Linked DNA regions of Homo sapiens: regions 2, 3, 4 and 5 are each linked to region 1. The links are chromatin loops, found by intact Hi-C in ENCODE. Cell type or tissue: dorsolateral prefrontal cortex. All regions are shown on one strand. Each heading gives the region's core, and the rest is flanking DNA. Links, peaks and the distances in the headings are about the cores only. Region 1 has its middle 40 kb from the start of LINC02031. Region 2 has its middle 26 kb from the start of LINC02031. Region 3 has its middle 120 kb from the start of LINC01994. Region 4 overlaps LOC101928882 (a long non-coding RNA gene). Region 5 overlaps SOX2-OT (SOX2 overlapping transcript).

The links. Hi-C counts contacts between places; a loop is a spot of excess contacts. Peaks named below come from ENCODE experiments on the same cell type or tissue, not always from the same donor. Only the 100,000 strongest peaks of a DNase experiment are listed, where the experiment ranks them.
Region 2: it touches region 1 in a loop (9-fold over the local background); 13 of 110 quality-filtered maps call a loop at or near these places.
Region 3: a loop joins it to region 1, with 6 times the contacts of the local background. A loop is called at or near these places in 2 of 110 quality-filtered maps.
Region 4: a loop joins it to region 1, with 5 times the contacts of the local background. A loop is called at or near these places in 16 of 110 quality-filtered maps.
Region 5: it touches region 1 in a loop (5-fold over the local background); 36 of 110 quality-filtered maps call a loop at or near these places.

Annotation. Positions count from the first base shown.
Region 1 is chr3:182,680,680-182,686,657 of GRCh38, reverse strand. No RefSeq gene overlaps it. Among named protein-coding and RNA genes, the nearest start is that of LINC02031, 40 kb to the right of the region's middle. RefSeq lists enhancers at 2,953-3,002, 4,127-4,176 and silencers at 3,847-3,916, 4,327-4,396. In dorsolateral prefrontal cortex, for the core only: CTCF peaks have their summits at 2,689, 2,901, 4,064 and 4,265 (motif pointing left); DNase peaks (open chromatin) are centred at 2,907 and 4,247; H3K4me3 peaks cover 2,058 bases; H3K27ac peaks cover 1,738 bases; H3K27me3 peaks cover 3,031 bases.
Region 2 is chr3:182,614,856-182,620,833 of GRCh38, reverse strand. No RefSeq gene overlaps it. Among named protein-coding and RNA genes, the nearest start is that of LINC02031, 26 kb to the left of the region's middle. In dorsolateral prefrontal cortex, for the core only: CTCF peaks have their summits at 2,299 and 2,500 (motif pointing right); a DNase peak (open chromatin) is centred at 2,519; H3K4me3 peaks cover 1,896 bases.
Region 3 is chr3:182,361,556-182,367,533 of GRCh38, reverse strand. No RefSeq gene overlaps it. Among named protein-coding and RNA genes, the nearest start is that of LINC01994, 120 kb to the left of the region's middle. In dorsolateral prefrontal cortex, for the core only: CTCF peaks have their summits at 2,769 and 2,972; DNase peaks (open chromatin) are centred at 2,543 and 3,063; H3K4me3 peaks cover 1,677 bases; H3K27ac peaks cover 1,766 bases.
Region 4 is chr3:180,799,659-180,805,636 of GRCh38, reverse strand. All of the region lies in intron 3 of LOC101928882 (a long non-coding RNA gene), which reads left to right. Among named protein-coding and RNA genes, the nearest start is that of FXR1, 110 kb to the left of the region's middle. RefSeq lists an enhancer at 369-906. In dorsolateral prefrontal cortex, for the core only: CTCF peaks have their summits at 2,396 and 2,598 (motif pointing left); no DNase peak of the experiment used is centred there; H3K4me3 peaks cover 116 bases.
Region 5 is chr3:181,207,798-181,213,775 of GRCh38, reverse strand. The region is part of intron 3 of SOX2-OT (SOX2 overlapping transcript); the gene reads right to left. Among named protein-coding and RNA genes, the nearest start is that of SOX2-OT, 150 kb to the right of the region's middle. In dorsolateral prefrontal cortex, for the core only: CTCF peaks have their summits at 3,156 and 3,361 (motif pointing left); no DNase peak of the experiment used is centred there; H3K4me3 peaks cover 324 bases.

The DNA of each region.
Region 1 (5,978 bases), core at 607-5,606:
CTCTGATATTAGCTTTTGTCTTTAGGCCAGCCCATTTCCCCCTTTTATTATTGCTCACCGTCTTGCCTTTTGAAAAGTTTTTTTTGAAGGATATTGAAGATTTCCCCTTGTCCTTACTAATTCAGAAATGAAATAAAGGATGATTTATCCAGGATCTACTTGTTTTTGAGGGGCAGGATCTTTCAGAATATTTAATCTCTTTTACGACCGGAAGCAGAAATCTGAGGCCCTTTTTTCAAGTGTTTCTTTAATAAGGTTTAAAATATTTACAACTGGTTCTTCAGATGAATTTAAACAAAGTAATTAAGTAACAAAACCGATCTTACCATGATCAAACAGTGTTCCTTATAGCTCCAGTTTTATGATCTCCCCATTCACTTTATCTTGCATGAGGAATGTAAACTTGCCATGGAAGGCTAGATTTAGAATGTTCAAATGAGCAATTATCTTTTAACACCAACACAAGTCATGCATACAATTTGGCAGATTGAAGATTACATACAGAAGAGACTTGAAGTTCCTTGCAAAACAAATAGAGGAGTGAGAACATTACTGAGTGAAAGCCAATGAGCTTCATTTCTTTAAAAAGTTAAAAAAAAAAGGTAAAGAAATCAGTGGCTTGACACTAAAGAGACTGACAGCCTTTAAAGCTTTAGAAATTTTTTCTCGTAAACCTTTATACATATCCAGAGTATCCAAATCTTTTCTGTGAATACAGCGGCATGTAAAATTTGCTTTCAATGTGCAAGGTTGACTCTATGGAAGGTTCATGGCTATTTCTGAATTCTAAAATTAAAGTTAAAAAACAGAGTATAAAAGATGGACTATCAGTGATGTGTAAACTATAGGCTCATCCTAAACAATAATCTTGGTGAGATCCTGCACTTGATATTCATATACCAGTTATATTTCCTACACTATGGAATGTATTCTTTGCCGTGTGTGTATCAATTTAGAAAACATCATATGAAGCCAAGTAGGAGCTGTGGGTATCAGAGAAAAAGAAGCTTGCTATCTGTAATTGGACCACAGGGTCTTGAGAAAGGGTCTTGCACTGTCACCCAGGCTGGAGTGCAGTGGCATGATCTTGGCTCATTGCAGCCTCAACCTCCTGGGCTCAAGTGATCATCTCACCTCAGCCTCCTAAGTAGCTGGGACTACAGGTGCACGCCACCATGCCTGGCTAATTTTTTGTAGCGATGGGTTTTCACCATGTTGCCTGGCTATTCTCAAACTCCTGGGTTCAAAAGATCCACCCACCTTGGCCTCCCAAAGTGCTGGGATTGCAGGCATGAGCCAGTGCATCCGGCCTGCAGTTGTTGTTTCTTGACTAATAAACAAGTTTTGGTGTGCAGAGCTTTGATCCCCACTTACGTTTTGAAGTGCCTTTTCAGTTTTCATATGATGAAATTTATGTTCACTTCTCTGCCCTGAGTCTCAGTTACTTCCCTAGACGATGAAGAGTCAAGACCATGGATTCTCTCAGGTGCACTGAGTTTGGTGTGCTGTGTGAAGCCTGGTGTGTGTGTTGGGATTCACCACAGCCTCTTTTTATTGGCATACTAAACGTTTATACTGTGGCAAATGGGAGGACAAGTTCCTCCACCATGGACCTAAACAGACTCAAAATAAATAAAGCTTTGCTTCTTAAATACTGTCTTATCTGTAGATTATTTTCTCTTTGATAAAAATATATTTTTTTCAAATGACAGCCATTTTCATGTGTCGTTCCTTCTTAGAGAACATTGAGTTACCTCCTTCGAGCAGCCATGATGTTGGTGGCTTCATCCATCCCCCTTTTGGCAATATCCTGGACAATAAAGCAGAAAAATGGAAGGAAATTAATACTATGGTGACACTGTGGGGGGTCTCTATATCAACCCTTGCTTGAAGCTTGAGCTGAATTTTCAGTTATATGAGTCAATGTACTCATGTATTGTATAAGACAGATTTTGGGTTTTAGTCGCAGTTAAAAGCATCCTAATGAAAATATCTCTTGTTAAAGTATAACTTGAACATATGACTCAGGTGAAGATTTATCACCTCTGAGGGAAACCAAATTTAGGTTTCACTCCAGGTTGGAGTGCCGTGGTGCAACCTTGGCTCACTGCAACCTTGAACTCTTGGGCTCAAGTGATCCTCCCTCCTCAACCTCCCAAGTAGCTAGGACTACAAGCACCCGCCACCATGACCAGTTAATTTTTAAATGTTTTGAGAGATGGGCATCTGGCTACGTTGCCCAGGTTGGTCTCAAACTCCTGACCTCAGGTGATCCTCCTGCCTCAGGCTCCCAAAGTGCTGAGATTACAGGTGTGAGTCACCTTGCCTTGCCTGAATACACTGTTTTGACTTTTGAGATTAAAACGGAAGTAAATGAAATAAACTCACGACAATGAGCCAATGGCCAGCACTGTTATAGATCAATAACACAGGTTTCAACTCTTTGGAGGGAGAGTAACTAACTTACTTTCTGCACCTAACTTTCTGTATCACATCATTCTTTTCTTCCTGAGCTCAAACTCTGTCTCAGTAGCTTTCTGTAGCAGCCCCTGCGGGCACATAAGATAACATCTATCTGTGCTCCTTATCAAGCCATTCTGTCTAGTCCTAAATGTCAGAATAGGTACTAACACAGCTTTGGGCTTTGCAAGAAAATGTTCTCATCTTTTATCATCAGTTGGAAAGCTTTGGGGGCAGGAGAGACAAGAAGATTCATTCATTATTTTCAACACATATTTAAGTTTCTATATAAAACAAGGAGTGAGGTTCAATCCACAAAAGTTAATGGAAAAGTAACATCGAATTTCATGGTTGGCAGAGGTAAAGAACCACAGTTCCTAAGACACCGGCAAGTCAATTTAGGAAAGAAAAATTGCAGTGCCCACCTTCTTCCACAGAGGGGCACTCCAAGCTCATCACTGAAACCGTGCACTGTGTTGTTTTCAGTGAGCGGTTGTAGAAAAAGAACTTCCAATCTTTTCTCCATGCCTAGGGATTATTAAGAGCGTAGAATTTAAAGTACATTTGCAGGGCTCGATGTGAATGAGGCAAAACCATTTCAGTATCAATCCCAGTGGTGCCAGCAACCCATTCTAAATTAACTCAGGTTTAAATATGTTACAGAAATGTGTTAAATTTGAGAACAAATTTCACTTAGGATCTGTGGGTCTCTGTTACACAAAAGATGGAATACTTTGGAGGCAATGCAGTTCTTATTTAAAGCTAAAATATGGCTTATCATAAAACTATAGTCAGCCCGCTTCAAACACTCATGTCTTCACCAGAATGGGCAATATAGAATGAAAATTACACCTTGAGTAAACAGAATTGTAGATAAATGAGTTATGTCTCAAGACGTTTTGAATATTTTTATTATTGTGTCTGGGCCAAAAGTCTTTCCATATGTCCAAAGGCCCCGTGGCATTTCCAAATCAGCCGTGGGTGACGGTGGGACCGCGGGGCTCGTATGATGCCAACGCAAGCGTACCGGGTGGTCCTCATAGTTTGTTACATTCCAAAATGCAACCATTAAAGGGGCGGCCCTTACCTTCCCTAGTGAATACAAAAAGCCTTTGGAGACCAAAGGGCTGGAATGCTGGGGCAAACGCCACCCCACGTGCTGACCCCTTGGCCAGAGCCGAGGCGGGCGGCCTGGAGTCCCCAGCGCGGAGCCCCCAGGTTCCCAGGAGCTCGGGTCGCTCTCCGCTCTCCGCCCCTCGCCCGGGCCCACGGAAAGGGCTAAATGGCTTGCGACCAAACAGCGAATTTAAAAGGAAGCTTTCACGAAAAGCCCAAGGGAGCGGCAGCCCAGATTGTGTGGAGGGCAGAGCCGCGGGTTCCGAGGGTCCCCGGGGCGAAGCGGGCAGGGGCGCACCTCCGGGCCGCGGGCAGATGGAACCCGGGCTCCCGGGCCGGCGCGCGGGGGGCGGCCGCCTAGACATCCTCTCATTCGGCTGAAGTTTATTCTGGGCCACCGAGAGCTGGAACAGGAAATGTTCCGTCTTTCATGTCCACCGGTGGGCTTCAGACAGTTTTGCACCTCCCGGCGAGCACTGATTAGCCGGCTGAGTTCTGCCGCATTTGAAGTTCACCATTTATTATTAAAGAGAAGTGGCAGTGATTAGTGCTGGGTCCTCGGGGAGTGGAATAAATATTTACTAAATAAGAACGTTCCGCCATAAAGGAACGGCTCGAACAGGTTTCTGAAACCCCGGCGCGGGCCCCAAGTGCCGCCCCCAGGCAGGAAGCGGCGTTGCGGGGCTTTCCGCGAGAGGCTGCCATCTGCAGACCGTGCTGGGCGGCGACCTCCGCGGGGCAGGGCTCGGCCCGGCGCAGCCAGGGCCCGACGAAACTCGGCACTCTGGGCGTTTAAGTTATTTTATAGGCTGTGTTTGTTTTATAAAGGCAGAGGTGAATGTCAAACTAAACTTCGAACCTTTCTTTAATTTAAGGAACAAAGTAACATTTTATCGCTCAAGTAAGGGGACTGTGTTGCTTCCAACGTTAGGAGCATTTTCCAGTATGCTCCAAAGTGTACCCAAATTGTGAGCATCCAAGAAAGCATATTTATGTATATTTCAAAACATTATGTCATACAATGTAAATTATACAGTTTTTATTTGTCAACTGAAGAATAATAGTAAAAAAAAAAGTTTATTTAGTTTATTTGGCAATTAACTTACACGATGGCATCCCTGTCAAAAGCATTCATGTTGGTTGTTTAAAAAGCGTTTTCCTTAATTATTAGAATAATACTTTTACTGTAGAAAATATGAAATTTGCATATATCTAAACATCAGTATCACATGCTTTTTTCCATCATATTTTGCAGTGGGAATTGTCCAATGACATTACATATTTTTAGGGACAAATTTAGTGTCTATATCCATTTATTTAACTTACAGTGAATTAATAAACATTAAGGTAGTTTCAAGTTTTCCTTATTATAATAGCTCAATTAATATTTTTGTATGCAATTCTACACTTGTCTGATTATTCCCTGGCACCATTTTATTTTGAATTTCTTTTATTGTAAGTTGGGTTTAATATTATATTGCGAATAATTACAGAGAAGGGCCAGTTTTTGCTCATCACCATGTACCTGGTGTCTTGTATTATGCTGAGCACATACCAAATGCCCAATAGATATTGATTGAATGAATAAAAGAATAAAAAGTTAGTAGAACATTTGAATTTCTTGTTTTGTGAATTGCTTAATATTATTCATTTATTATGATAAGTTATCTTTTTCTTATGAATTTATAAGCTGTGTTTTAGGTAATAAGGATTTAACCTTCGGTTTGTCGCACATATGGCAAACCTCCCTCCCGTCTACAAAGCATAAGTTTGTGTGTATGTGTGTGTGTTTGGGTACTTTTTGACTTCTAGAAGTTAAAAAAAATTTCATAAGGTTATATTTGGATGATACTCTTTATCACACATGCAAGTTAAATGGCTATAGACAATACTCTACAATCTGTTTTGTGGTATTTTTACATATTTTGGACAGCACATTTTCATTCTTCTATTTATCAAGTTTTTCCCTGGACTTGGAATTTTTTTCAGGATATAACACATGGAGTAAAAAGGTAGTACAATCTTAGTCTTAGTCTGACAAGCACAGGATCTTGAGCCTGGTATCATACCAAAGAAAGATCTGTCAATTTCCCAAACAACCTTTAATTTACCTTTTTCTGATTCACTATTATGAAAGATATGAATAGAAAAAAGATCCCGGTTTTTAAGGGGTTTTCTGTATGTATCTCCTTCCAACTGAATGTGTAATTCCCTTTTATATCTCACCTGGTTTTGGTTGAAGTGACAAGTTTTGGGGACCATGAGTTGGAAATGGGTATAATTATTTGACACAGCAACAATGAAAAACTTTATGAGTATGGATATTCTATTGGTTTGTCAGGGCTGCCATAACAAAACACTGCAGACAAGATGGCTTAAACAATACGAACGTATTTTCTCAC
Region 2 (5,978 bases), core at 522-5,521, 66 kb after region 1:
CATTCAATAAGCTAAAGTGATCTCTTTAATTAAAAAAGATCCTCAAAGGATTTTAGATCTGTGATCTTAACTGCAGGAAGAATGAAAAAGCATTATGTCCTTAGAGTCAGGAGAAAGGCTGTACTTACTTCTTTTTATCATCTGATGGTATTAAGGCTTTTAATGAAAAACGCTATTTTTTTCCCCTCCCTTCTTTGTTCTCTCCTTAGCTTTCCTAAGTGAGTTAAGGCACTCTGAGTATGCCACACCCTGGTTCCCTTATTCTGTAAGACCGCAGAAGAGAGAAGGAGCCCAGATGGCCCCAGGTGGGCTACTAATCCCAGGATTTTGAAATCTTGAGTCTGGCCTCTGGAAGAATTTCCCATTCTGTACAAAGATGAAGAATATACTGTTCCTTGTTCTGTTAACCTATTTTTATAAAACAGAAGGATTTTTTTCCTCCCTACTGAAGGTAAGTTTTACATGCAGATCCTATATGTATTTTGCTAGACATATGCCCAAGTACTTTTTCTTCCTCTTTTTTTGGGTGGTATTGTAAATGGTATTATTTCTTAATTTCAAATTCTAGTTTTTCATCGCTGGTATGTAGGAAAGCAATGAGTTTTGTATATTGACCTTATATCCTGCAACCTTGCTAAACCTGCTTAGTAGTTCCAATAATTTTTTAAAGATTCTTTGGAGTTTTCTACTGTAATAATCATGTCACCTGTGGTAAAGACAGTTTACTTGTCCCTTTTTAATATGTATACTTTTTATTTCTTTTTCTTATCTTACTGCACTAGCTAGGACCTTGAATAGGTTGGTGAAAGAGAATATCTTTATCTTGTTACTGATCTCAGGGGAAAGTATGCTATCTCTTTATTTTTTTGTTTATTTATTTTTATTTATTTACTTTTTTATTATACTTTAAGTTCTAGGGTACACGTGCACAACGCGCAGGTTTGTTACAAATGTATACGTGTGCCATGTTGGTGTGCTGCACCCATTAACTCGTCATTTACATTAGATATATCTCCTAATGCTATCCCTCCCGCCTCTCCCCACCCCACGGCAGGCCCCGGTGTATGATATTCCCCACCCTGTGTCCAAGTGTTCTCATTGTTCAATTCCCACCTATGAGTGAGAACAGAAAGCATGCTATCTCTTACCATTAGGTATGTTTGCTGTAGGTTTCTCATGTATGCCACTCCTGCCGCCCCCACTTTTTTTTTTGAAATGGGGTCTCACTCTGTCACCCAGGCTGGAGTGCAGTGGCATGCTCTTGGCTCACTTCATCCTCCGCCTCCCAGGTTCAAGCAATCCTCCTGCCTCAGCCTCCTGAGTAGCTGAGATTACAGGTGCCTGCCACCACGCCTGGCTAATTTTTGCATTTTTAGTAGAGATGGGGTTTCACCATATTAGTCAGGCTGGTCTCAAGCTCCTGACCTCAGGCGATCCACCCACCTTGTCCTCCCGAAGTGCTGGGATTACAGGCGTGAGTCACTGCGCCCGGCACCCCTTTTTAAATTAAGAAAATCTCCTTATAGTTCTCATTCTTTGAGACCCACAGAATGGGAATTATCTGTTTTAATCTAATCTATCAAGAGATTTGATTTATGGTCATTCCTGTCAGGCTGGGATGGTTTGGAGATGGTAGAGGGAAAGAACATTCCACCCCTGAACCCTGTGGTAATTGTTCTCTGAGTCAGCTCTCTGCCGTCTGTGGCCTCCATACCTCGTCATGAAACCAGAGATCTCTAGCAGCTGCACTGGTGAAAGAGGCAGCAAGAGGTGGAGTGATCCACTCACCTTTAAATCTGAAGGGCTGCCACTTCTTACCTGTGTGAACTTGGATGAATCCCAAAACCTCATTTCTAAAATCAGGACCTTGATTACATTGTAGGCACATGAAGATAGCCTGAAATGATAGTAACTCTAAAGTACTCTACAAATGGATCCTTTAGATGACAACTTGTTAGAGGGCAGGATCCATGTCAGTGCATTTTAGTATCCCCTAAATAGTCTGGGGCACAGTAAATGCTTAATATGTGTCTAATGATTCTGTTATTACATATATTTGTCCCTCCGAGATCTCATTGTTTGCCCTTGGGCTGTGTGGGGGGTACTACAGAGCAGGTGTTACCACAGGGGCTGTGTCAGAGTCTATGATTTCAAGCAAGTCACCAAAGCTCCCTAACCAATAATGGGACTCTGGGTAACCAAGTGAGATGCCCCAGGTAAAGCTCTCTGCAAAATATCCGCTCTCTGTAAATGCTGAATTAATGCCAGCTGTTATTTTTACTTAGGTAAGATCTTTATTAGGGAACTAGAGAGGGAAAGCTGTGGGGTTTGGCGTTTATTTGTTTGTGATTATTTATTAGTGTGTCCTGGAGGAAACTTTCTTCTTTGCTCATGGTTGACAACAGAGGGCAAAAATGAAGGCAAAATGTGGCCTAATGCTGTCAGTTGGCCGGTATTTTCATTTGTACAGATTACTAGTTTTCTTCTTTTCCTAGTGTCCTCTGGCCCACTAGGTGACACTGTTTACTCGTCTATGGTACCCCATTTAGGACTTTCCACAAATCTTATTTAAAAGTAGCATGTTTTGTTTGGGGTGCTGGGGAGGGGGAAAGCGTGTTGAGAAGGAAAATACAAATGAACCGTCAGTGGCTAAACTTTGAGGTACAATTAGGGGCCAATTGTCATCTATGGTTATGTGACGTTATGGGCTAGTTTCAAACTATTTTTTAACGAATTTTAAGAGCAACATGCAATTAGTTTCCAATTCTATTCCAAGAAATGAAGGAAAATTGACTTCCCCTTCCCAAGCCGTCACCAAACCAAAGGATAAAATAAACTGCTGTGGCTTTGAATGTAGAGTTGAGTAGATGCTCTTGAATGATTGTTTCCACCTCATTCTTCAATGATAGTTAATGAGGGCACAGACCACTAATAAGCAGTGGAAGCAGCTTCTAGGCTAAGCTTAAATTGGGCCTTCAAATCTAATCAAAATTAGTCACTGCTGAGAAGAAACCAAATGTGGTGTGTCCATTCGGATGTGGAGTTTGGAGAGGCCCTCCTTGTTTTCCAGGTCAGTTATGATTCCATTTCTGCATTGCTATATTGCTACGCACTCACAGGAAGATGACATTTTTTTGGATCCCATCCAATTGAAACTTGTGATGATTCTAAAATGACACATGTAACTTTTGGATAGAAAAAAAATAGAAAATGAATTTCTTGCCTTGCATTTTCAGGCTGTGAGCCATGGGAAGCGTGTCAACCATGTCAAACCAAAGGATCAAGAAATTGAAGATTCCGTTCACTTGCCTTGGAGTTTGAGGTCTGTGTTTTCTATTTATCCTCACCTCTTCATTGTCTATTATAACTTTAAAATTAACTCATTTATGCTGCTTCTGTTTATAAACTTAGATTGTTTTTTTTTTTTTTTTTTTTGTCCTTAGAAGAAACACAACTAAAATTCTCTAACAAATATTTCCCAGTTCAGAATTTTCCTAAAGCTTTCCTGGCCTCCCTGGCTAATGAGCTCCAATTTTCTTTGCTTTTCTGTGTGTCTACCAGCACGCACCACCTTTAGTTGGTGTGTGATAAACAGCTTAATATAGTCACAGTTTTGGCAGCTAACTTTTGGATGACTGTCACAAGGCCCCCTAAAATTGGAATTAAACAGATTTAAAATGAACAGGCAAACTCCTGTGCTTGAGAAAAGAGGATATTTTCATATGTTGTGAGCAGTAGTTAACCCAATGTCTTCTATGTATTTATGCCCTGCTTTATTTAAGTAACAGTAATAACTTTAATCATTATTAGCAGGAGCACTGTTAAATACTAAGCACCTCTCTCTGAAATGGGACTTCTTCCAGAAAAACTCTTTATGTGAAACCAACACTGTGTAATCAACAGTTGCATGAAGAAGTCTGGGGAGCAGAACATATAACAACAGCCTCTGTTCTCTACGCATAGCAGAACGGTAGAGGCTGAAACATGCATTTTGTTGCTTGATTTGGTGTGTAGAGCACCCGGGACATCTGGGATTTGCTTCCTCGAATCTCCAGCTTGCATGGTCCTCTGATGAAGAAAGGAGAGAGCAGGAAAAAAAAAAATGGAAGAGGAGGACAGAGAAAAAAAATTCAGGTCTGGCTTCGGTGCATTTGAATTCTAGCTGTCTGGGGGCATTCTCCCAAATAGCGAATGCTAATTATACTGAGTGTGTCAAATTGTGTCGTACTTTTGTAAATCAAACAAATGTTCCCAGGAGATAGGCGGGAGGCCACCAAACCCTATTCATTTATGATGCAACCTGAATTTAAAGCCAGGACTCTAGAGGGGATAGGTTACTCTGAGTTTATTTCATCTTCTGACACGTGCCTTGCACCTTCAATGTTACCCTGACATAAGGACTGCAGTCTTTCACATAATGCTTTTATTTAAACAGTTAATATGCTACTAGGGATGGCCATAGCACTTTTTAGAGACATTGAGGATAAACATATTGTTTTGAGGGACATAGGTTGTAGGGCTTTTCTCTGGGAAAGGAGAAATAGATCATAGTGCCGGATCGTTCTTCCTAAAACACCTCTGAGAGCATTTTCCCCTTGCTCTTCAAATCCTCCATGCTTTGCCCTTGTTTACTAAATGATGCCTAAACTCCGCTGAGGCAAAGCGTTCCCAACCTGGTGCTCACTGTTGCCTGTATCTCACATGCTGACCAGATGGGACTCTGCCACGTTTCATGGATGGATGTCATGGATCTGACTCTCCCAGTCTTTGCTGATGCCTGTCATTCCTAATTTCTCGGAGGCCCTCAGGGACTCTCCTCCCTAAAACCTATCTCTTAATCATTGAAATCCTGCTCGCCATTAAAGGACCAGTATAAATACCACCTTCTTCAAGAGGTTCACCTTACTTCTTCTCTGTCTCCAGCTAGAAATAATTTTTCATTTTTCTTTACTTTGTGTTTTTTAATGGCACATGAATACTGCTTTGGTTGATAGGTATATCTGTATGTAGCATCTTTTCTACAAGATAACAAGCTCCTAGGAGCTGGGGATTAGATAATCTGCATCTGCTTCAGATTTGCACAGCATCATGTACAGAATACATGGTTATAAATATTTTTTGAGTAAACGAATGACATAAAACATACACACTCTCTTTCTGGACTAATTTCAATGGTTGTGTCTAAGGGTCAATGATATAAAATAACAGAATCAAAAAATAAAGGAATTAGGAGTATATTTCTTTGTATAGGTTTTGCTTAAATGATCCTTTCAAGCATTTACATTCTTTCAGATGTGCTTGACACACAGTGGGTGCTCAGTTGACCAGCTCACAGCTGGCTTAATGGAATATTACAACAAATGAGTTTCCACAACAAGGTAGAGAGTTTTTAATCAGACATCTTTGAATTTATAACTGGAGTTGAACTTGAGCTTATGAACAATTTTTCCAGGTTTACACAAAAACCAGAAAGCTTAAAAAACAGAATGAAATGAATCATTTCCATTTTTGATACACATGAACATTTTTGATGCACAAAAATAAGAAACATGTTTAAATGTCATATGAACTAGCATTTTTAAAGATCACTTCTTGTGTGCCAGGCACTCTGCTCATCAGTTTATATGCATTCTTTCATTTGACTTCTCAATAATTATTATTGTTATTTATAATAAATAACAAAACTGAGTCTTAGAAAAGTTAAGTAAGTTGCTGAGAGACACATAGCTAGTAAATGGCAGAACCAGGATTCAAATGCAGGTTGACTAATTCCAGTGTGTATGTCCTACTGCCTCTTTGTGCAAAGTTACATCCTTCCAGAAGAGAATGCAGTATAGTGTCCCTTGTGCAGTGTTAGAAGTGGGAATTCTAATTCAGCTCAAACCTTCTCAGTGCCCCTGTTTTACAGATGAAGGAATTGAGGCCCAGATAGGTTAAGTGAGTTATTAGCATCACAGAACTCATGAGATCTGAGATTA
Region 3 (5,978 bases), core at 626-5,625, 320 kb after region 1:
AAATATTTTATAAAGTATATATAATATTTAAAATAAATATTGAGGATATAGTTGTATGTAGCAAATAAATTGATAGTTTAAATAAAATATTTTAGACTTGAATGTAGGAGTTTCGAACAGAAAGACAATCTCCTGCTATACTGCATGTTGTCTGGGAAAACTGGAAATAAACTGCTGCATTTTGGTCCTCAGTAACTTTAGAGGGAATATAACTTTCCGTCCATCCTGTTTCTTTTTGTGTTTTCTTTATCAAATGTTTTAAAATATATTTGTATGTATTTCAATAGAAACTGTTTTTTCTTTTTGTCAGTGGGATAAAATCAATACATTCCTCTTTTTCCCCCTTATATTTGATGTGTATTTATCTTAAGCTCTGAAATGGCCTAAGTTACACAAGAGACATCCAATTATACTTCCTTAAAGGATGAGGTCTTACAGTGCTCGCATTTCCCCTTCCTCCTACATAGATGTTACTTGTGGGATCACTTGGCAACTCAGTCAAAGCAGTCTTGGATGCAAGAGCTTGATTTGAGCTGGTCTTTGATTGGCTTAGGATCTTAAAAATTGCATTTGTTTTCATTTCCAGTGCAAAAGGGTATCATAATATTTACCTTTTTTTGGGAGTGGTGGTGGTGGCAAGGAATGACTGAATTGGTTAATTAAGTCAAATCATTATGACAACTCATTTTAACTCCTTAAAGGAAAGATATGACATAAGTTAAATACACATTCTACGTATTTTATTCTACAAATGTGCCTTGTAGTGCTAAAAATTTAGAAGTCTTCTGTGTAAAATGGGGTGAAGACTAAGAAATTTTAGAAATGTTTAAATAATACCATAATTACTGTTTTACCCTTTTTAATGTTTTAATCCTCATTCCTCACTTTTAACAACAAATTCCTATGAGAACAGCTTGAATAGTGCTTGATGCCTTAGAAGACACTCAGTTTATTTGGGTTCGTACACGAAAAAAAGCGGGTAAGTATAGAGCAGTGCTCAAACATAAGAAGGTATACCTGCTTTTGTTTCCTCAAATCCTAGGAATTTATGCAACGAAGGAGTAAAAGTAGGGCTGGAATTCAGCCAATACACACTGGTACAGCTCTGTATTAAAATATTGAAATTCATCTCTACGAGTTAATAAATAACCACTACTCTCAGTGCCCCCTGCCCCAACACACTGTCCCAGCCTCCTTGATGTCAATGCTGGGGCTCCTTTAATCTCCTTCATCCAGCAAGGAGCTTCCAGGACCCTGCCATGATGTCTGTTCTACTTGGTTGTGCCCATGACTTATTGGTGTTAAACATTTTGAATATATCCCTCTGTGCCCATAGAGAAAACTTGGAAGATCAATTATACTAGTTATATTGAAACTCTTGATAAATTAATTTTGTCATTGATATATATATAATTTCTTAATTATATATATACATATAATATAATTTAATTAATTTCTTAATTTCTGCTATTGGCCCTTCTATTATTGCTTTAGGAACTTCACACTAATGCGAGATGAGAGAGAGAGAAACAGCCATTTGGAAACAGGTTTGAGGGCCCACAGGCCCACATTGGACATGAGTTTGGCCATATTCAGTTTTATTGAACATCTTGAAGCATTTAAAACAATACAATGTCCTGTGGAACCCAGATACATACAGCCAGGTGTTTTTCTCTTAATATTTAAACCCATTTTATGGAAGATTTAATCCATATGTTAAATCTTTGACTTCAAAAGGCATTCCTTGAAAGGCTAATAGAAATGATGAAAAACGGGTCTAAAGATTATGTTCAAAGATGTCATTTATGGATTGGGGATAAAGGTCTGAGGAGAGAGAGAGAAACTTGGGGGAGTTTCATGAAGTCATTTAAGTATGTGAAATGTTCTAGAGCACAAGGGAACTCTTGACATTTCATAATCATAGAATCTTTTTTCATTTCCAAAGAGCATGTTTTTGAGACAGTGCATAATATAGCTATTTGTTCTCTTAGACACATCTCAGGGAAGAAAAAGAAGTTAGGAAAATGAGCCCATTGTTTTTCAAAATTAGTGACAAACTTCAAAATAATTCCAAACAAACCTCAAATAAAACATTTTCCCCCTACTGTGAATCCCATTTAAACTGTTTGGGTCAGTCTGTTTTAATGAGTCACATTCACGCTGACACATCCACACACTTCAGACAAAGACGACTGTACCTCTAAACCCATTTAAAAATGATAGATGACTGTCAGCTTTGTGAAAGCAGCACATGCAGTGGCTTGATAGCGCAGAATGAAAGCAATCTACAAGTGCAAGTCTGTTTCTTTTGGCAACGGAAGGAGTTGCTAATGGATTCATCATTTTCTGTTAAGCATGAATGTCAAACAAAAAAACATTTAGGGCTCTATTCAACTGAATTTCCGGCTCGACGCTTGCCAGCCATGGAAGCCCTGTGACTTGGAACCTGCGCAGCCCAAGCCTGATTCTTGTTTCCAGAGTTCCGTGGGGCCAGTGCCACGGAACTTGGAATTCTGCCGAGGGCTCCTCCTCCTCTCTTCACCTCCCCCTCTCCCCTTTTCTCTCCAATCGCATGAAGCCGCCAGTCGTGCTTCCTAAGTGAATGCCGTCTATGGAGCAGAGCTGGTTGCCAACTCTTACACCAGCTGACTCCACCTCGGGATCACATAGGAAGTCCACCAACACCACTCAAGAAGGGATGGCAGAGTGAGGACTTCTTGTATCCAGAGATTCTGGGGCCTTTATGCCTTGGAATTCATTGCGGTCGAGTGGGCATCACACACTTCCTATTTTGGCGTCGTAAATATGCAACATGTCCCGGACTCTTTCTACAAACAAAAAATAAACACAAAAATAATAACAGTTAAAGTGCCTGGGCTGCAGAAATGCGACGTTAGCCTCTGAATGGACCTTGAGAAGAACTGGGGGGAAAATTCTGGCCTTAGAACACAGCTCTTTTTATATCCTTAACCACAGAAGAGCTCCCTCTGTCTGGGAGAATGGCTTCTTCAGTTGAGCACACAGTGGACAGCTGTAGGAGTGTGCTGAGCCCAAACACATCAGTAACGTCCGCCCTGGCAGGAGAGAGGTTACAGACCCCAGGCCCTCACGTGCCAGGCCAGTGCCAGCCCTGCCAACAGCTGTGTGGTCTTGGACAAGTCTCTCCACCCCTCAGTGCCTCAGTTTTATCACTTGGTTGTTTTTGAGGATTAAATGAGATCACGTGAAATCAGGAGGGTAAACTATAAATCACTACACAAGTGTATATTGTTATTAACTGAACTGTTTTAATTAATAAAATAAATTAATAATAAATACTAAGAGCTAATGTAGGATGGCCTAAGGGAGTTTAGAACAGAGAAGCGAAGAGATAGATTCCTGGCAACTCCATTTTTTGTTCTGTGACCTCGAGAAAAATCAGTGCACCCTTTAAACTGGAATGGAAATACTTATTCCAATAAGTCATATTTTGACTATACAGTGCCATGGATTTGTACATTATTCAGTCTTTGGAAGACCTAGACAGCTCTCACTTCTCCAGATGTCAACCCTAATGTCAATCATTCCACCGCTCTAGCTTTACTATTCTGCATTTCCCAGCAAATGGGACTCCCCTCGCCCAGTTAAAATCCAAACATATGAAAGGATAGGAATTCATGCTTAACTTAGCAATTAGCATTTAGCAGGGTATGGCTGGATTAAGACCCAAGGTTGATGCTAGTGGGCTAGGGGAGGAAACAAGATACCAGGAGATAGGAAAGAAAGCTCTAAAATCAACTTCACTTTTTTTTTCAGGCATGCCTTGTTCCTCTCCTGTCTTTAATGTTCAATGATATTGTGAAGATAATTGCAACAAGTTGTGAAATGTTGCCAGTACCTTTATAAATTACAGGACTATAAGTGATTTCATGTGACATTGATATTGATGATTACTTCAGCCTGAAGGATAAAGGCAGAACTTGTATAGGGACGAATTAATGGTCTTACCTGAAGATATTTTAATCTAAAATTGTAAATGTTACCTCCTTCAGGAAACCTTCCCTGATCCTCTAGATAGAGTCAATCACAGTATATATTTCAAAATATGTATTTCTCATATCATTTGTTTGTTTGTATGTCTTTTTTTTTTTTTTTTACTTTTATCTTAAGTTCAGGGGTACATGTGGTACATGTGCAGGTTATATAGATAAACTTGTGTCATGGGGGTTTGTTGTACAGATTATTTCATCACCCAGTTATTGAGCCTTGTACCCATTCATTATTTTTCCTGATCCTTTCCCTCCTTCCACCCTCCACCTACTGGTGGGCCCCAGTGTGTGTTGTACCCCTCTATGTGTCCATGTGTTCTCATCATTTAGCTCCCACTTATAAGTGAGAACATGTGGTATTTGGTTTTCCGTTCTTGTGTTCGTTTGCTAAGGATAATGGCCTCCAGCTCCACTCATGTTCCTGCATAGGACATGATCTCATTCTTTTTTATGACTGTGTACTATTCCATGGTGTATATATACCACATTTTCTTTATCCAATCTATCATTGATGGGCATTTAGGTTGAGTCCATATCTTTGCTATTATGAATAGTGCTGCAACAAACATATATGTGCTTACAATACATACATATTAAGTGTGAGTTTGACTCTTTTAACTCTATATTCAATACCTTTTTAAACTCTATATTCACGTAGTAGTTAGCACATTGTAGGAACTCAGAAAATATTTGTTGAATTTAATAGAAAAAATATCTGAAGGACAAAGTAGATCAGGCAATCATTCTCCTAGTGTATCCAAGACTTGGTCTACTTAGCAATCAAAGCTAAAGATGATTTTCAGCAGAATATTAAACTCCATAAAGGATTAGTTGCCCTAAGGTTTTTTAAAATGCTGCCACTTAGATGATACTTTAATAGAATTAAATGGTATTTTGCTGAAGCATTTAGCTAAATTTTATATGCCCATACCTCTTAGAAATATAACCAAACCCACCCAGGAATTATCTATACATACATGATAATATATTGGTAAAGCTACATGCCAAATGTCACTTTAACTTGCAGAAATGATCAGATTCTTATTCCACAGGGCTGGTTTCAATGAGGAATTTTCAGAATGATGAAACCAGATTTAGCTGGTAGCAATTATTGGTACATTTCAGATGAGCTCAGCATGAAGAATAAGACTGAAGAAAGATTAAGTCTCAAATACTAAAGGAGAGAAAAAAAATGAAAAGAGAGACCAAAAGGGTTTGAAAAGCAGGAAAGGACCAGTTATCTGCAGGATGCTGGTATTCTTATGTGAGATGGTGTGACCCAGTCTGGGTTGGAATGTTATCTCTATGTGATCTGCAGAATTTCTCTCTTGACTGTAGCAACTGCAGAAGAGTGAATTAAAGTCTTAAGGAGAAAAATCAATAAAGAAAAAAAAAGATAAAAGCAATATGGCTGGAGAGCATTTCAAAAACCATATAAAAGTCTCTTAAATGGCCATGGAGGACTAACCAGTATTTATAAGGGTTTAACAGGAATACCAATAAGAATAGATTTGTTGGTCTCCTTAGAGGAACAAAAAGGCTTCTGGATGGTTTATGGCATTTAGCTGGTCTTTGTTTCACTGTAGTGTGTGACATACAGAATCATAGATTGCATAAAGGACTGCCTGTAATGACAAGAAATTCACTGGAGAGATATTATGAGAGAGCTGGGATTAGAGTAGCCCTTACTGCTTGCTCGGTGCTGTGAAAGAAGCACAGTACCCCAAGCACCTTTCCTCTGACTACCTCTTCTGTATTCCCAAACCGGGAATTTCTCTGAACTATATGCCAGAAACAGAAAACATACTCATTTAATCCCAATAATAACAATACTTCCTCTACTATATCTTTTTTTTTTTTTTTGAGATGGAGTCTCACTCTGTCGCCCAGGCTGGAGTGTGTGGCGTGATCTCGGCTCACTGTAAGCTCCACCTCCCGGGTTCATGCCAT
Region 4 (5,978 bases), core at 697-5,696, 1.9 Mb after region 1:
TCAAATTTTTATTCATTGTACACAAAAATTGTAAAATGTAGATATATAGGAAGAAGGTAATAAACCTGTCATCCAGCTTTCAAGGATAATGACTGTTAATAGTTTGGTATATCTCTTTCCAGATTTTTCTACTTATTCATGTAATACATTTAAATAAAAAAATTAGACCATATTGTATGTATTATTGTATGAATTGCTTTTTAATGTCCTTTCCATGTCAACATTATTTTTAATGGTTATTTTCTAATTTGTTTATTATGTGCCATCATTTCTTTAACAATCCCTATTCTGGGCCATTCAGGCAGTCTCCTGTTTCACTAATTGTGCTTTAAAAGGCCACTCATTCTCCTGCAATATTTTTTCTTGTGAAATAAATGTGGGGAAGTAGGAGTGGTTTGTACACAGGATCATGCCCTCAGAGATCTCTCGCGTTAGAAACGCGCTGTGAACTGTATACATAAGCCTGTTAAAACATTTTAGTTGGTCACCAAATCAAATGTCAGGTTTTTTTTTCCCTCTTCTTTCCAAGAAGACAAAGGGAAACATTTGGAAGCAAGTCCTGTGCACCCCCTTGTGTCACCAGGGTGGAATGTGCTGCTAGCATTCACATTCCTTCCCCGCATAAGAACAGACAGGCCTTCCGAATGCTAGAGAGGAAGTGAGCTTTCCAAAGGACACTGTGATGGAAATCAAAATACAAGAAAAGACAATGTAATATGTCTTTATATCTGAAGGGATTTCCTGTACCATGAAGTGATCTTGACTTTTAAGTACATTATTCGATAATTTTGTTTTCTTTTGTAGCCTACCTTTGGTATAATGCCATTTTGTATAATTAAAAAAAAAATTTTAACAGTAACATTCTCATTGTAGAAAATATTGAAAAGTATATAAAATTATTATAACAAAAGACCTAACAATTATTAACATATTGATTTATTTTCTTCTAGTATTTTTTCTGCATATACACACATATACATATATCCATATATAAACCGTATAGTGGATAGTATGGTGTTATAAGTGCTTGCCTCCTGCTTACTTTAAGTTGATGTTAAATTATCATAGAAAAGTCAGATTCCATATCTATCTTGTTCAGTGCTGAATCTCCAGTGCCAGGCAGAATACATGGCATGTTGTAAACCTTTGATAAATGCTCATTTGATTACTGAATCTTACTGTATTTTGTAATTCACTTAACCATTTCCCTGTTGTACCTCATTTTCAGTTTGTTCACTATTATAAATCACACAGTGATTAATTTCTTTGTGCATAAAGCTTTTTCCACCTTCCTGATTTTTCCCTCAGGTTAAATTTCTTGAATGCAATGGTTAGATAAAGAAAATAAAAAATTAATGTTCCAATCACAGAATGCCAAGCTGCTTTCCAATTCACATAAACATAAGCGGGGCCTATGAGTAAATGGCAGAGCTAGAAATCCAACTAAGATCTCCACCCAAAGCCTGCCTCCTTGACACTATTCTATGCTGCCTCTCCATCTATCTGGTTAAATAACTGATTGGACAATGATAATCTGAAGGCTCTGATTAATAAATTCTTATTAAGCCAATAATTCTAGCACAAAAAGGGAAGTTTTAGTTTGGCAGGGCTTTAATTTAGTAAAGCCATTCTGATTCATGATAACAGTGCCACCATTAGTCCAAATGGCACCTTTGTGTAATTTGGAAAAAGATAACCCTTCTCCAAGATATTTTGATGCCCTCTGCAGGAAAATTGTCTTAATAAATACATAAATCTATGAATATAGAGGCATGAATATAGAGCTATAAGGCACAAAACTTGGACAATTCTATTTTCTAAGCTCTTGGGAATTCTGTTTAATCTAGACGAGAGTTTTGTGAGGCTATAATGTCAAGCAAAATAAATTATATTTTCTGGAAGTGCCTTTTTGAAAATTATGATAACTTGCATCTTTCTTTTAATCTCTTGGTTCCTCTCTAGGTCTCTTTGTTTTTATAATGTTTCCAGTGTTTCTGCAATCTCATCTACAAATTCTCTTGCATCATAAATCCTCACAGTTTAAAGTGTGATGGTGGAAAATGTTGTTTTATAATAAAATTATTTCTTTTTAAATGCTTACAAGCTATAATTTTAATATATTTAAAGCCAGTTTCATGTGTATATTTTTATTTGAAATAATCTTAAAAACATGGTTATTAGAGAAATATTAAAGTTTTATTTCTGTAATATATTCACCCAGAGAATTTCTGTTATCCCTTCGATTATTTATCCCTTATGTTTCCATCAATTTAAAAAGTGTATTTGATATTCAAACATGACACCTTAGCCTCCAAGTGTAAATCTGTTAATATAAGCAGTGAGTGAGTCTTTACAGAAATATTATCATAAAAAATTTCTGTAAATATCTTATTAGTGTCCTGACAAGTTGAACAATTATGAAGACATCTGTACATTGATTTTTAATAATTGAAATACTGTTAAAGTATTTCTATAATGAAAGAAAATTTTTAAGTGGTATATTTTGTTTCAAATAACATTGAGATTTTTTTTTTTACATAGTAGACAGGGAATCATCTCATTGAGAACAGATTTTTCTCCTCTATTTTGTTCTGCTGCTGCCATCTAGAGTAAAAGTGAAGCAAAGGAAGCAGACCTCCACCAAATGGTGCAGATTCTAGATTCAATCAGGAATAGGGGAGAGCTTAAACTATTTTTCTTAATTTTTAATTGAAAAATAATTATTGTATATATTTATGGGGTACAATGTGATGCTTTAATGCATCTATACATTGTGGAGTAAGCAAATTAGGCCAATTAGCATATCCATCACCTCACATACTTATCACTTTTTTGTGGTGAGAACATTTAAAATCCACTGTTTTAGAAATTTTTGAAATATACAATACGTTATTACTAACTAAAGTCACCCTGCTGTGCAAAACATCACCAGAACTTATTCCTCTTGTCTAACTGGAACTTCATACCCTCTCACCAACATGTCCCCTTTCCCTCTCCACCCTTTTCACCCCGCTCAACTTCCAGTAACTACCATTCTACTCTGTGATTTTTTTAGATATCAAATATAAGTGAGACTACATGATATTTGTCTTTCTGTGCCTGGCTTATTTCACTTAACACAATGTCCTCTAGATTCACTCATGTTGCAAATTTTTCTGCTTTTTTATGGCTGAGTAGTATTTCATTGTGTGTGTGTGTGTGTGTGTGTGTGTGTGTGTGTGTGTAAAACTTAAAAACATTCATTTGGCCAGGTGCAGTGGCTCACACCTGTAATCCCAGCACTGTGGGAGGCCAAGGCGGGTGGATCACAAGGTCAGAAGTTCGAGACCAGCCTGACCAACATGGTGAAACCCTGTCTCCACTAAAGATACACAAAAATTAACCAGGTGTGGTGGTGCGCACCTGTAAACCCAGCTACTTGGTAGGCGGAGGCAGAAGAATCGCTTGAACCCGGGAGGCAGAGGTTGTAGTGAGCCGAGATCACGCCATTGCACTCCAGTCGGGGTGACAGGGCAAGACTCTGTCTCAAAAAAAAAAATTATTCATCTGTTGCTGGGCACTTAAATTGGTTTCATATCTTGGCTATTGTAAATAGTGTGGCAATAAACATGAGGGTACAGGTATTTCATTTACATATTAATTTCACTTCCTTTAGATATATACCCAGTAGTAGTAATGCTGAATCATATAGTAATTCTATTTTGAGTTTTTGGAGGAACCTCCATACTGTTTCCAAAATGGCTCCACAAATTAACATTCCTACAAAATGTACAAGGGCTCCTTTTCATCCACATCTGCAGCAACACTTATCTATCATCTTTTTGATAATGTCCACTCTAACAGGTACAAGGTGATATCTCATTGTGATTTTGATTTGCATTTCCCTGGTGATTCGAGATGTTAAGCATTTTTTAAAATTTATTTTTTTTTATTTCAGTAGGTTTCTGGGGAACAGGTGGTGTTTGATTAATGAATAACTTCTTTAGTGGCAATTTCTGAGATTTTTGTGCACTCATCATCCGAGTAGTGTACACTGTACCCAGTGTGTAATCTTTTATCCCTTACCCCCTTCCTACCCTTTCCCCCAAGGCCCCAAACTCCATTGTATCACTCTTATGCCTCTGCATCCTCATAGCTTAGCGCCCACTTATGAGTGAGAACATACAATGTTTGGTTTTCCATTCCTGAGTCACTTCACTTAGAATAATGGTCTCCAATTATGTCCAGATTACTGTGAATGCCACTATTTTGTTCCTTTTATGGCTTGGCAGTATTCCATGGTACATATATATCACAATTTCTTTACCCAATTGTTGATTGATGGGCATTTGGGCTGGTTCCATATTTTTGCAATTGCGAATTGTGCCGCTATAAACGTGCGTGTGCAAGTATCTTTTTTGTATAATGAATTCTTTTCCTCTGGGTAAATATCCAAAATGGGATTGCTGAATCAAATGATAGTTCTACTTTTATTTCTTTAAGGAATCTTCACACTGTTTTCCATAGTGGTTGTACTAGTTTACATTCCCAGCAGCAGCGTAGAAGCGTTCCCTTTTTACCACATCCACGCCAACATCTATTATATTTTAATTTTTTGAGCATGGCCATTCTTGCAGGAGTAAGGTGATATTTCATTGTGGTTTTGATTTGCTTTTCCCTGATCTCTAGTGATGTTGAACATTTTTTCATATGTTTGTTGCCGATTTGTATATTTTCTTTTGAGAATTGTCTATTCGTGTCCTTAGCCCACTTTTTGATGGGATTGTCTGTTTTTTTTACCGCTGATTTGTTTGAGTTCCTTGTAGATTCCGGATATTAGTCCTTTGTCAGATGTATAGATTGTGAAGATTTTCTCCCACTCTGTGGGTTGTCTGTTTACTCTGCTGATTGTTTCTTTTGCTGTACAGAAGTTTTTAATTAAGTCCCATCTATTTAATTTTGTTTTTATTGCATTTGCTTTTGGGTTCTTGGTCATGAAATCTTTGCCTAAGCCAATGTCTAGAAGGGTTTTTCCAAAGTTATCTTCTAAAATTGTTATGGTTTCAGGTCTTAAATTTAAGTCTTTGATCCATCTTGAGTTGATTTTTGTATAAGGTGAGAGATGAGGATCCGGTTTCATTCTTATACATGTGGCTTGCCAATTATCCCAGCACCATTGGTTGAATAGCGTGTCCTTTCCCTACTTTACGTTTTTGTTTGTTTTGTTGAAGATCAGTTGGCTGTAAGTATTTGGCTTTATTTCTGGATTCTCTATTCTGTTCCGTTGGTCTATGTGCCTATTTTTATACCAGTATCATGCTGTTTTGGTGACCGTGGCCTTGTAGTATAAAGTCAGGTAATGTGATGCCTCCAGATTTGTTTTTTTTTGCTTCTTCTTGCTTTTGCTATGCGGGCTCTTTTTTGGTTCCAAATGAATTTTAGGATGTTTTTTCTAGTTCTGTGAAGAATGATCGTGGTATTTTGATGGGCATTGCGTTGACTTTGTAGATTGCTTTTGGCAGTGTGGTCATTTTCACAATATTGATTCTACCCATCCATGAGCATGGGATGTGTTTCTGTTTGTTTGTGTCATCTATGATTTCTTTCAGCAGTGTTTTGTAGTTTTACTTGTAGAGGTCTTTCACCTCCTCGGTTAGGTATTTAATATATTCCTAAAAATTTTAGTTTTTTTTTTTTTTTTTTTTTGCAGCTATTGTAAAAGGGATTGAGTTCTTGATTCTCAGCTTGGTCACTGTTGGTGTATAGCAGAGCTTCTGATTTGTGTGTATTGATTATGTATCCTGAAACTTTGCTGAATTCATTTATCAGTTCTAGGAGCTTTTTGCAGAAGTCTTTAGGATTTTCTAGGTATACAGTCATATCATCAGCAAACAGCGAGTTTGACTTCGTCTTTATCAATTTGGATGCCCTTTATTTCTTTCTCTTGTCTGTTTGCTCTGGCTAGGCGTTCCAGTACTAGGTTAAATAGAAGTGGTGAG
Region 5 (5,978 bases), core at 312-5,311, 1.5 Mb after region 1:
GCAAGCATGTTTGTTACCTTAACTCTTCTATTGAGCTTGAGCTCATTGTATCCACTTATTTTCAAAGGGTAACTACTCTTACAGAGTTATTGCTTCATGCTTTTTGTTCTCCAGCACACAGGCTGTGGCTATACTATACCCATTCCTGACCACCACCCTGCAAGTCCCAGGTGGTAGGAATCCCCCACTCAGCCCAGCACACCACCTTCTCTTGGTCCAAGTGGCTTCCACATTCGCCCAGCCCTCAGTATCTCTTCAGTGGCTGCAAGAGCCTCTTGACTTGTCTAATACACTCTAGGAGAGGCAGTTGCATAACTGTTCTATTCAAATATTGTTAGAAACACGATTTTGGACTAAAATCACTTTCTGCAGTGGCTTCTCCTTTGTCAAGTAAGAGTGCCATGTTTTACTATTGTGAATCACAAGAAACTTAAATGTCTTTTTTCTTTCAATGTCAATCTATAGCAGAAAAGCATATTTTTAAAAGATACAAAATCACATGAATTAAGTTAAGCATATTTAGAAAGAAAGAATACAATGTTACTTACTCTTTCTGTTACTGAGATTATGATTTCTCTCTAAATATATTCTCTATTTTCCCAGTATTCTTCAACGAGCACGTTACCTTTGACACCATAAATCATTATCTTTTGAAAAGTTTGATATTTTACATAAACTTGTAAATTCATTTAAATGATTTTACTATAACTCATATATATGATTTAACTTGTGTGGGTGTGTGTGCGTGCATGTGTACATGCATGCTTGAACGTAACTTTATTCCTACCAGAAGCACTAACTCCTAACCCTGGTGTAGGAGTACTGGGTTCAGGTTGCACCTACAGGCAGCAAGTCCCACCCTCCAGTGCCTGGGACCCAGGAGAAGAGAGGCCATGAGGTTTTTGAAGGAAATAACGTGGGAAAACAAGAAGGTGGACAAGAAAACAGGTTCCTGAAAAACAGGTTCCTGAAAACAAGAAGGTGGACAGGAAAACAAGTTCCTGGTCATGATAGGACACAAAAGCATGCAATTAAGTGAGAATTAATGAACTAATAGGAAAATGAGAAAATAAAATCCAAATATCCAGTGATTCCTTAACACAGACTCCTAGTTTTAAGACAGATTCTTAGTTTCCCTTATAATGTTAAAGATGAATTTGTCAGAGTCCCTGTCCTCATTTCAAAAACAAAACGAAACAAGCAAACAAATTGGCTTTCTAATATGTGCCATGCATTGTGTAAAGAGCTCTATGAGCATAAAGAAAGACATGACTGTAAAGCACTTAGAACATTGCTTAGTGCCTAACAACCACTGACTCATTGCTGCTGCTATTTTTACATTAGCCACCATTTTAGAGATGAGAAAACTGAGGTTCAGGAAAGTGACACAGCAAAGATTTTAATCCAAGACTCTCTGACTTTAAATCCACTGTAAACTCTTAACTTCATTGCAATTACTAAAGTTACAGTCCAAATGCCTTTCCAAAGGGCCTCAAATGGAAATATTCTAACATGGTGCAAACTGAACTGTGAGTAGTTCTTTGAAGTTCTTTCATTATATTTACTACACTTTCTTAAAATGCAATAGGCTGTGAGATTTACAATGCTCAGAGTTTCTAGTTATTGTCTTTTCCCAGAAGAGCCTTTGATTTTGTTAAGAATCTTACCTTAAATCTATAGATATAATAAGTGAAATCAGGGAAATGCCATCAGGAATTGCAGGCATTATTCTGAACACAGCCGGTACCATACAGGGCTATAGCTGAAACACCTTGGACAGGATGAGGCTGGTTCTAACCTAAAGCATACAGAATACAGGAAAAGTGCCTTGGTTTCTTTTGTGTAACTTCCCAAGGATAGTTTGTTATTCTCCTAAATAATGTATCATATTTGCTGTGGGAGTATACTGGTTAAGAACAAAGCCTTTTGGATTTGGAAAGACCCAAATCCAGGCCTCTTCTCTGTCCTTCCTGGCTGCAGTATCCCATGCAAGTTGTTCTCTTTGAATCTATTCCTGTGTGAGTATAAAACGAATGATAGTACCTACATCATAGGAAAGGAGAGCAAGAAGAAAATGAATTGAGAGAAACGCGTATAAAGTACTTAGCATAGTCCAGATATAGAGTTGGGGCTCAGTAAACGCTGACATTATTAAAAGGAAAACATGTTTTTGGATTCTAAAAAACGCGCCTATTTTAGGCGATGTGTTCTAGGGGAAAGAAGTGAGTCAGGAGATGTGGATCCTATTTTGGGATTCAGAACTGTAGTCACAGGAACCAGCAATTTCCCTGAGAGTTTGTGAGTTGATTATAAAATGGAGAAAGTAATATTTTTGCTTACCTGCTTGGATGCATGGAATACAACTTTCTTCTCCTAAGAATCAAGTGTATAAAACATTTTTTCAGTCATGTGGGTCTTTGTATTGGGCATGAGATGAGAAGGGTATTTTAAACCAGTTTCTCTTGTATACGTTTTTTTAAAAATCTGTCTGCACATGTCAAATCGTCAGCAGCCAAGTCTAGCCTGTAGATGCAGACCGAACACTTCTTTAGGAGCTCTGAACAATATGCCAAGATGCTTACGGATACCAGGAAACAGGAAGACTTTGAAATCAGCAAAATAACTCCTGGAAAATTCTCCTGCTAGTACCTTATCATTCTGCTTCCCTATCTCTGTGCTGTGCATATTAAAAAGAAGGGGGCAAAGAGAAATAATGGATTCTCTGGATTTCCTTGAGATAATATGTTCAGAAATGGTTTCTCTGGGAACTAATGAGACATCCTTTGCAGGCTGAATAATATGAATTCAATTCTAACCCAACCATTGAAGTATAATTTCAAGGTAACCAGTAACATTATTACGTCCTTCCTTCCTTTCATATACCCATCCCAGACTAATGATAACTGTTTTTGCCGAATACTTTTAAAGCTTTTCCTTCCTGATGAAACTTTAGAGTTTTTTCGTTAACAAAGTTTATATAGCAACCATAAAAATCAGAAATTACTAATTAAGACTATTAGGAAAAATCCGCCAGAGGCTTCAGAATTAAAATATATCTTAATTAGATAGGCATTTCAAGATTCTAGGATTCTCTTCTATAAATGGTAAAAGTTCTACCCCCAAACTGGGTGGAACTTCATAGTGCATACTACTGCTTCTGTTCATTCAACTGGGTAGTGTTACTGCATTGTGAATGCATCAATAGGAACAGAAAATTATGCTAGGAGACTAATATTAACAACAATGACAACACCAGAAACAAAATCATAATTGAGAAGTCTGAATATAAATCTTTTTCTCAAGGAACCATTGGCCGCAAGCTGTAGAAACGATGTATTTGTCATTTTATATTTGCCTACAGTGACACCTGCTGGAAAACACTGTTGAAGCTTTAAAATAAAAATAAATTTAAAATTTAAAATAAAAGCCAAGCTTTGAAAATATCAGCCATATATTACTATTATTTTTGCCTAAAAATGCATTGCCTAAACTTCAATTTAATTTCTGATTCTTCTTTTGAATTTTCTTCTCTGTGCAAACTGAGAAACTAAGATTCAATTCCATTTGATGAAATAATTGTTTAACTGGTATGAGAGAATTGGAGTTAACTTTTATATGATGCAAACTATTTTTAAATGGAAGAATTTATAAACAGTTTGGTGGCATTATTTTGCTTCTTTCTGAAATGTTGCTTTAAAATTTGCATATCAACTGCAGTGTGATGATAAGTATTTTTCAAAATCTTACTTAAGAATAAATATCAAGATACTTAATACTGGTGAAAATATTTAATAGCTAGCACTTTCCTAAGCAGCATTAATGCACAGAGCCATTTTGTGTTTGAGGTTTTTATGTTGTCCTTTAGCATGCACTGGATGCCAGCTACACTATGCGTTAAGCAACCAATGTGGATCTTATGCAAATTCCCTTTGATTTCAGCAGAGACTTTGCATACTAAGAGTTCCCATCTCCCAGTGACACAGAAAAGGATTTGTGTACCTATGTCCCATTACCATTAATAACATTCACCAATAAAATTCTAGCCCATTGAGAAGGTGCAAACATTTACATGGAAGTGAGTCTTTCACAAAGCTGATTTTACCCCAAGATTTGGTATCTACAAGGGACTTGTCATCTACAAGGGACTTGTCATCTACAAGGGACATATTTGCAAAGAAGTATCTTGAGATCTTCATATTCTTGAGTTCAGTCACTTCAGACTTTTCACAATCATTTCAGTATGGTTTGTGTGCTGTTGGTGACACTTTTTCCCACTTAAATTTTTTTTCCTAAATGTAAAAACTGTCCTCAAAGTCACAGTTTCTTTATAAAGCAAATACATAGGGTTTCTTTCCACTTCATTTGTAGCTATGCCTCCATTTCTCTAAAAATTCCTTCTAGCATTAGGTAGAGACTTGATGCTTCAGAACAAAGGGACTCATGTCTTTATACCTGCTACATAGCTGGTTTTCCATCTTTTACCATTTCACCATATCTGTTCTTCTGGGAGGAAGCTGTCTTTTCTTAAAAGTCAAAATTCATAAGGGAATAAATGTTCTCTATCTTAAGTTAACCTCCATATTAATCCATTTTCTCATTCCTTCAGCTCTAAAGACTGTGTCTTTATTAACCAGTAAAGCTGCCAATGATTTGTAGAGATGATACTCCACATACCCTTCTTATATATGAGGAAACTTTGGCCAATAGAGGTAGACTAAGGTCAGTTACATGAGAAGCACTTCCTGAATTAATAAAGTGATGCCAGTTCCATAACTTCTGTAGCTGAGCAAAATCAGTAACTTTTTTTCATCTCTGTCCATTGCATCCTGAAGTGGTACTATGGTTCAAATGTCTGTGTTCCCCCAAAATTCATATGTTGAAATCTAATCCCTAGTGCGATGGTATTAGGCAGTAGGGCCTTTTTTCGAGGTGATTAGGTCGTGAGGGCAGAGCCCTCATGAATGGGATTCGTGTCATTATAAAATAAGCCAGAGGAAACTTGTTTGCCTCTTCTACCATGTAAGGACATGGCAAGAAAGCACCAACTATGAACAAGGAAATAGGCCCTTACCTGATACTGAATCTACTGGCAACTTGATCTTGCTCTGTCGCCCAGGCCTGAGGGCAGTGGCACCATCTCAGCTCACTGTAACCTCTGCTTCCTGGGTTCAAGTGATCCTCCCACCTCAGCCTCCAGAGTAGCTGGAATTACAGGAGTGTGCCACATACCTGTCTATTGATCTTGGACTTCTAAGCGTCCAAAACTGAGAAATAAATTTATTTGTTTATAAGCCACCCAGTTTATAGTACTTTGTTATAGCAGAATGAATAAAGTAAGACAAGTGGGTAAAATGAACTTTTAAAAAAAGAGATGGTTAAATATATATATTTTGCTTAGCACCAGTTAAAATTTTTTAAAATAAAAAGATAATTTTTTTAGGTCTCCACATAAATTTTATCCACACACCTTCAAAATAGTTAAGAATATCTCCAAATTTCTTTCTCAGTTCCTGGGATTGAATTTTCCAGGCAGTAAAGCAGATTTCTCTAATCTTTAATCTCCACTCCCAATTAATCCCACATTGCAGGATAAAGGAAGCAGAAGTAAGATACAGAAAACAGTACCCCTCACTCCTGAGAATCCTAAGAGATATTCAGAGAGACCCTGGGTTTCTCACCATACAGAGAAGAAAGTTCAGAAAACTCTGCTTAATGGTTTAAGTAAACTCAATTAAGCTGAAGCTCTTGAGCATACAAGTGTTGCACTTGCTATACAGATGTATGTTTATATTTGTTTTTATTTTATATGTATTTGCTTTTATAAATTGTAGGTAAAATACCAACAACATATCAATTTGATATTAAATTTATCAGCACATTAAAAATCACACAAATCATTAGAAAACTACATTAATGAAAGTATTCAATTTTTCTCCATGCTTTAAAGAGTTAATCCTCAAACGGCATCTGCACAAATT